Linked DNA regions of Homo sapiens: region 1 is linked to region 2. Evidence: chromatin contacts called from ENCODE Hi-C or POLR2A ChIA-PET data. All regions are on one chromosome and are shown on one strand. The core of a region is the stretch at or near the end of the contact, and the rest is flanking DNA. Distances in the headings are between cores, read along the strand shown.

Region 1 (2,904 bases), core at 190-2,689, 460 kb after region 2:
CCCTGTTGGCCAGGCTGGTCTCAAACTCCTGACCTCAAGTGATCCGCCCACCTCGGCCTCCCAAAGTGCTGGGATTACCGGCATGAGCCACTGCACCCGTCCTGGAGAGGCTGCCTTTTGGTAGAAGTAATGCAAGCCTCTTTTAATATGGGCACCTGCTCAGATGTGGGTGACCTGATGGTTGATGACAAAAAAATGACCATATTACTTTTCAGAGGTGAAAATAACAGCTGTAGCTGTGGGAAAGCCACCCATCTCAAGGCTTCATGATGTCAGTGTTGTTCTCATATATGTAGAAACCAGTCAAAGTGTAACCTGTCTGTAAATAAACAAGAGCACCATCACCATGAATAACTGCAGCGCAACATCACCCTCGGGTTTCTTTTTTGTTTTTAAATTTTATTTATTTTTAATTTTTAACTTTTTGTAGAGATGGGGCCTCACTGTGTTGCCTAGGGTGGTCTTGAACTCCAGGGTTCAAGTGATCCTCCCTCCTAGGTCTCCCAAAGTGCTGGGATTACAGGTGCGAGCCACTGCACCTGACCTGGTTTATTATTTGTCGGCAAACCAAACCCCAAATAGATGTATCTTCAATTTTGTTCATGAAAAAGTGTCAGTCCATAAATGCCGTAACTTACATTATCAATACGATCTCCTAATCAAGGAAATTTATGATCATTTTCTTAAGTATTAGGATAACATAATTTTAATAGGCCAATAAAATTAAATAACTGTAAAGAACGCTATTTAAATATGTGTGGTATGTATAAGTGGATGGTTTTCATCCACAATAAAAGTTTATATTAATGTTTTGAAAAGAGAGAGTAAAGCAGTGAGCAGGAGTAAGGGCCCGGGGGAGGTCACAGGGAGCAGAAGGTTGCAGATGGGGAGAGACAGGTGGCTTCTCTGCAGCCTTTGTTCCTCATGTGGGAGAGGGTAGCAGGTGGCTTCCAGATTTTCTGCCTACAAATGTCTGTAACAAACAAGTCCTAGCTGATCATGGTTCCTAGTGTTTAAAAGGTATGAAGGAGGGAAGGGGATGCTGGTGGTGGGTGATGATGGTACAGTTAACATGTACCAGTTCCTTGATGTATGCACTAGGTACCATGCTAAGCACTTTAGATGTATGGTCATGGAATCCTCACAAGTCTTCAAGGTAGATGGTGTCATCCTCATTTCAAAGATGAGAACACAAAGGTTCGGAGCAGTTGATGCGTTGCCCAAGGTCACACAGCAAGAGCAAAGCAGAACCAGTCCTTGAACGAGGTCTGCCAGAGCCCGGGGCCTGTTCTCAGCTGCCAGCTTGGGATAAGGCCAAACAGCTCTATCCCAAGGAGGGAGAAGGAAACCAGTGTTTGGCTGTTGGAGGCAGAAGTCCAAGGTAGTGAAAAGTGGCCCCGAGGCTAGAGTCCCACAGGAAGAAGCCTCTTCCCAGCCTGCAGGCTCTCCCCTAGGCAGTTCAGTGGCCGGCTTCCAGGACAACTCAACTGTGTTCCCTCCTGAATCGGAAGAGCGCAGGCAAAAGCCTTGGCAGCTGTCTTGCCGCCTGGGCAGAAGCCCAGATTGCCAGGAGTCAGGCTCTGTTCGGTCTGTCCTCTTGCCCCAAGGAGGTGACAGACTAGGCTTGGGGTGTCATGTACATGGGAAAAGAGGACAAAGTGGTGAGTTAAATCAGCTAGTCTGTAGCAAGGCATGTTTCCCCAGGGACTCAGGTCCCCGCTTCAAGAGAACCTGTTCTGGAGACCCCTTCCTTGACTGTGTCTGCTGTGCTGGGCTGGGACTTAGTGGACAGAGACAGCAGCCTGTAAGCCCCTTTTCCCAAGTAAGGAGCAAGGGCACATTGACATAGAAGCAAGCTGACATTTCCCAAGGGACGTAGGAAGTGCCTGCACTTCATGTTTTCAGATGAGTCTGCAAAGGAAAACAGCAGTGGTACTTCATCACTCATCCATTCGATAAATATTGGTTAGTAATTACATGCTAGGTACTGTGCTGCATAGAAATGGCCCTCGAGGAGGAAAGTGTATGAACTGCTGCCCACAGGATCCATGGATGCTTCTGAGGGGTGTGGGAGGGTAACAGGGGAGGGAGCCAGTGTCCAGCTCCTAGAGCAACCTCCCCCCAACTCCCCCCAATTCACCATTTTACAGATGAAGAAACAGGCTCGGCCAGGCGCCTATAATCCTGACACTTTGGGAGGCTGAGGCGGGCAGATCACAGGTCAGGAGTTCGAGATCAGCCTTGCCAACACAGTGAAACCCCATCTCTACTAAAAATACACACAAAAAAAATTAGTCGAGTGTGGTGGTGGGCGCCTGTAGTCCCAGCTACCTGGGAAGCTGAGGCAGGAGAGTCCCTTGAACCTGGGAGGCAGAGCTTGCAGTGAGCCGAGATCGCGCCACTGCACTCCAGCCTGAGCGACAGAGCGAGACTCTGTCTCAAAAAAAAAAAAAGAAAGAAAGAAAAAAGAAACAGGCTCAACAACATTAAGTGATTTGCCCAGCCACCGCATTGAATAAGTAGGCAGATTTTCAGAGCAGGCCTGCGTGGCTGCACTCTTGGCCACTATCTATTACTGATGCCCACCTGTGTGTTTGCTTCCAGTTCTTCAAGGCCTTTACCAAGAACGGCTCGGGAGCAGTATTTCCAGGTGGGTGCCCAGCTCTGGTTGTCCTGTTAGCATCTTCCTCCCCCAACCTCCCTCTTCACCTGGGTTTCTATTGGGGTGGAGAAAGCCCTGGCAGTCGGCAGGGTCGAGGGTGAGGCGGTCCCCACGGGAAGCCTAACTTGTGTCTTCCCAAAACTATCCTCCCAGTCAGCTTTAGGGAAAGGCAGGATGAAGAAGCCCTTCAGGTTGGACATATCCAGGGCCCTAGGGTCGGGGCAGGGGCACCATGTTCCCAG
Region 2 (2,944 bases), core at 73-2,572:
CTAGTCAGCCCTCAGTCATCCCATCTGACTTATCAGTAGCATTTGATACACTTGACAATCCTCCTCCCTGACACTTTCTGTCCTCCCAGCACATCTCATTCTCTAGGGTTTCCTCGTACTCATTGGTCAAAGCCTTAGCATCTTTTGTGCCTCCTCCTCTTTTTCCTGGCCTCTTAATGCTGCAGGGCACCAGGCCTCATTCTCTTGGGAATTCCCCCAGTCTCCTGGCTTTAACTACCATCTACATCTATAGGAAATCCTGTTGGCTATGCTTCCAAAATGTGTCTGGAATCTGCCGGCTTCTCACCAACCCTACCTCCACCACCAGGTCAGAGTTACTGTACTGAGCCTGGACCACTTCGCAGCCTTGTCTGGCTTCCCTGCTGTCCACAGTGCTCTCTCACTCTGCTCTCCACAAAGCAGCCAGAGGGGCCCTTTCAAGCTCCAAGGCAGCTGGCATCCCTCCTCTGCCCAAGGCCCCCTGAGGGCTCCCAGTCTTACTCAGAGTCCTTACAATGGTCCACAGCGGTGTTGCCAAAGACAATGCAGGATGCCCAGTTAAATACGGATTTCAGGTAAACAGCTAATAACTTTCTAGTTTAAGTATGGTTTCATGCAATATTTGAGGCATATCTGTATTTTTAAAATTATTATCTGAAATTCAAATTTAGCTGAGATTGCAAATTTTTATCTGCTAAATCTGCCAGGCATATCCACCAGCTCTACATATGCCCCCCGTTACCTCCTTGACCTCATCTCCCATGATCTCCCCCTTATTCACTGCACTCCCCCACACTGGCCTCCTCACTTTCTTCCAGTGCATAGCTCCTCACTTTGGGCTCTTGCCTTGGCTGTTCTTCCTCCAGCATCTGCGTCTTCTCAAAGAGGTAATTTCTAAAATGACTTCTCAACGCTGTGCTCCCAATGCCCCTAATCCTGCTCCACTTTTTTCCATAGCACCTGACTTCTAACATGACTCATTCTTTTTATTGTGAACTGTAGGTCTCCACCAACCAGAATCTAAACTCCACCGGGCAGGTATTTTTGTCCATTTCGTGCATTATCATATCCCAAGAGGCTAGAACAATAGCACCTCTGTACACAATAATTGTTTGTTTATTGTGAATGAATGATTTCAAAGGCTTTTGCTCCTTTCCATTGCATTATATATTCCCTCTGTTTCAACTTACGATAAATATCTGAACAAACTGAGAGTGCACAGCCTGGAGAGGAGATTACGGGCAGAGGTGGAGAATGTGCTCACACCTCAGCTGGAGTGGTCCTTTTGTTGTGGGACAGTCTGGTTCAAGGCACAGAACTGTCCACAGCTCTCTGCCCAGGCAATTGCCACATTCCCCACACCCTCAGTATTGCCCTCTATTTAACAACAAAAAAGTGTGTATTTTCTATGTGCCAGTTCCTGTGCTGACCTCCAAGAATACAAGGATAAACAAGATAATGCTACCTAGGAGGACCAGGCAATGAGCTTGAGGTTCTTGCCTGATTGATAAAATGAAAAAGAATTGGGCCTGACTGCCCAGAATCACCGCAAGGGCCACAAGCCCTTATATCCTATCATCTCCCCCCAGGTTATTTCCTACTTTGGTAACCCCCAAGAGAAAACCAAAGTGAATGTTAAGCAGGAGCAGTGAGAAGAACATCTGCTGTAACCTCTCTATGACCCCAATGCAGTAGCTCAGCAGAGATGAATTAAAGCGCAGGAAGCTTGTTGGCGTCAGTCTCCATTGACGCCAACAGGAAGGTGGAGCAGAGAAGCAGATTTGCTGCTGAAAATCATTTCCCCTGGAAAGTCCCAGGAGAAAAAAAAAAATCATTACAGCTGGGATAATAATGTTTACTCAACAGCCTTGTGTAAATTTTTGACCCACCTTATTTCTGCACTATTAGGGTCTGGAATTACTGATTAAAGATATTATTATGTTGGTGCAAAAGTAATTGCGGTTTTTGCTATTACTTTCAATGACAAAAACCTCAATTACTTTTGCACCAGCCTAATACCATCTTAATATGCAATTGCTAGCTGGAAAAGTCTAGGGCAGGTTACAGAGGTGTAGTATTAACATGGCTAAAACACACACAATAGAAAATGGAGAAAGAAGTATCTTGAGGGGAGCATGGTTTGCAATGCCCTTTTCTCTTCTCCCTTTCCCCTTTCATTCCAGGTGGGCCTCCAGCATGTCCCTAGTCACCAAATTACAGAGCTGTCATTTTCTAATTCAATGAAAATTTACTGGGGGCCTGTTTGACACAGGCTGTGTCACCTCCTGTCTCCAGGGTATTAAATTGACTAAAAGAGCTCATCCTTTACTAAAGAGGGTAGCTCCCTAGTGCAACTGTGACCAGGCATAGAGGGGTAAAAAGTCGGCCCTGGCATTAACTAAATGCCCACAGCAAGAGCTTGTTCTTTCTTCTTGTAAAAAATGACCAGATGCTAGAACTCAGGACACCTTGGATGACACCCAACATTCTAGAGGAAAATCATAGATAGACCTGGCAGATCTCGTCAGGCAGAGCTGGCCTGGCAAAACTGGGAAGTGAGCCATACTGATCCTCAACATTCTCCAATTTTCATTTTCAGCTCTTTTCCCTCTGACCATTATTTGGTTCTGCCCCATGAGTGGCCACAAAGTCCCCCTGCCCTGCCCTCCCCTATCACAACCCACCCAAGGACCTTGCTAGGTGACACTGACCCATTCCACATTTTAGAGTCTGAAATTATTCCTCAGTCTTCCCAGCACTTTGGGAGGCTAAGGCAGGCGGATCACGAGGTCGGGAGTTCGAAACCAGCCTAGCCATTATGGTGAAACTGTGTCTCTACTAAAAAACACAAAAATTAGCTGGGTGTCGTGGCGTGTGCCTGTAGTCCCAGCTACTCAGGAGGCTGAGGCAGGAGAACCACTTGAACTCAGGAGGCGGAGGTTGC

The links. A loop is a pair of places that touch in the nucleus more often than their neighbours do. ChIA-PET counts read pairs that join two places held with the same protein, here RNA polymerase II (POLR2A). Pooled maps may share reads with other maps.
Region 1: a map of posterior cingulate gyrus shows a loop between it and region 2 (14-fold over the local background). The contact joins two enhancer-like sites. A Hi-C loop is called at or near these places in 42 of 168 maps with a recorded cell type or tissue (A673, CD4-positive, alpha-beta T cell, CD4-positive, alpha-beta memory T cell and 27 more), 37 of 37 single-sample maps with no recorded cell type and 41 of 50 pooled maps. POLR2A ChIA-PET finds 5 or more read pairs at or near these places in 1 of 52 experiments (SK-N-SH).

The regions. Positions count from the first base shown.
Region 1 is chr1:180,172,717-180,175,620 of GRCh38, forward strand. It overlaps QSOX1 (quiescin sulfhydryl oxidase 1), which reads left to right. Exons shown (of 12, transcript NM_002826.5): 3 at 2,605-2,650. Among named protein-coding and RNA genes, the nearest start is that of QSOX1, 19 kb to the left of the region's middle. Within about 2 kb of position 1,440, at least 17 of the 41 ENCODE cell types and tissues checked have a DNase peak (open chromatin) inside an H3K27ac peak, as active enhancers do.
Region 2 is chr1:179,708,319-179,711,262 of GRCh38, forward strand. The region is part of intron 2 of LOC105371635 (a long non-coding RNA gene); the gene reads right to left. Among named protein-coding and RNA genes, the nearest start is that of FAM163A, 34 kb to the right of the region's middle. RefSeq lists an enhancer at 1,454-1,523. Within about 2 kb of position 1,323, at least 3 of the 41 ENCODE cell types and tissues checked have a DNase peak (open chromatin) inside an H3K27ac peak, as active enhancers do.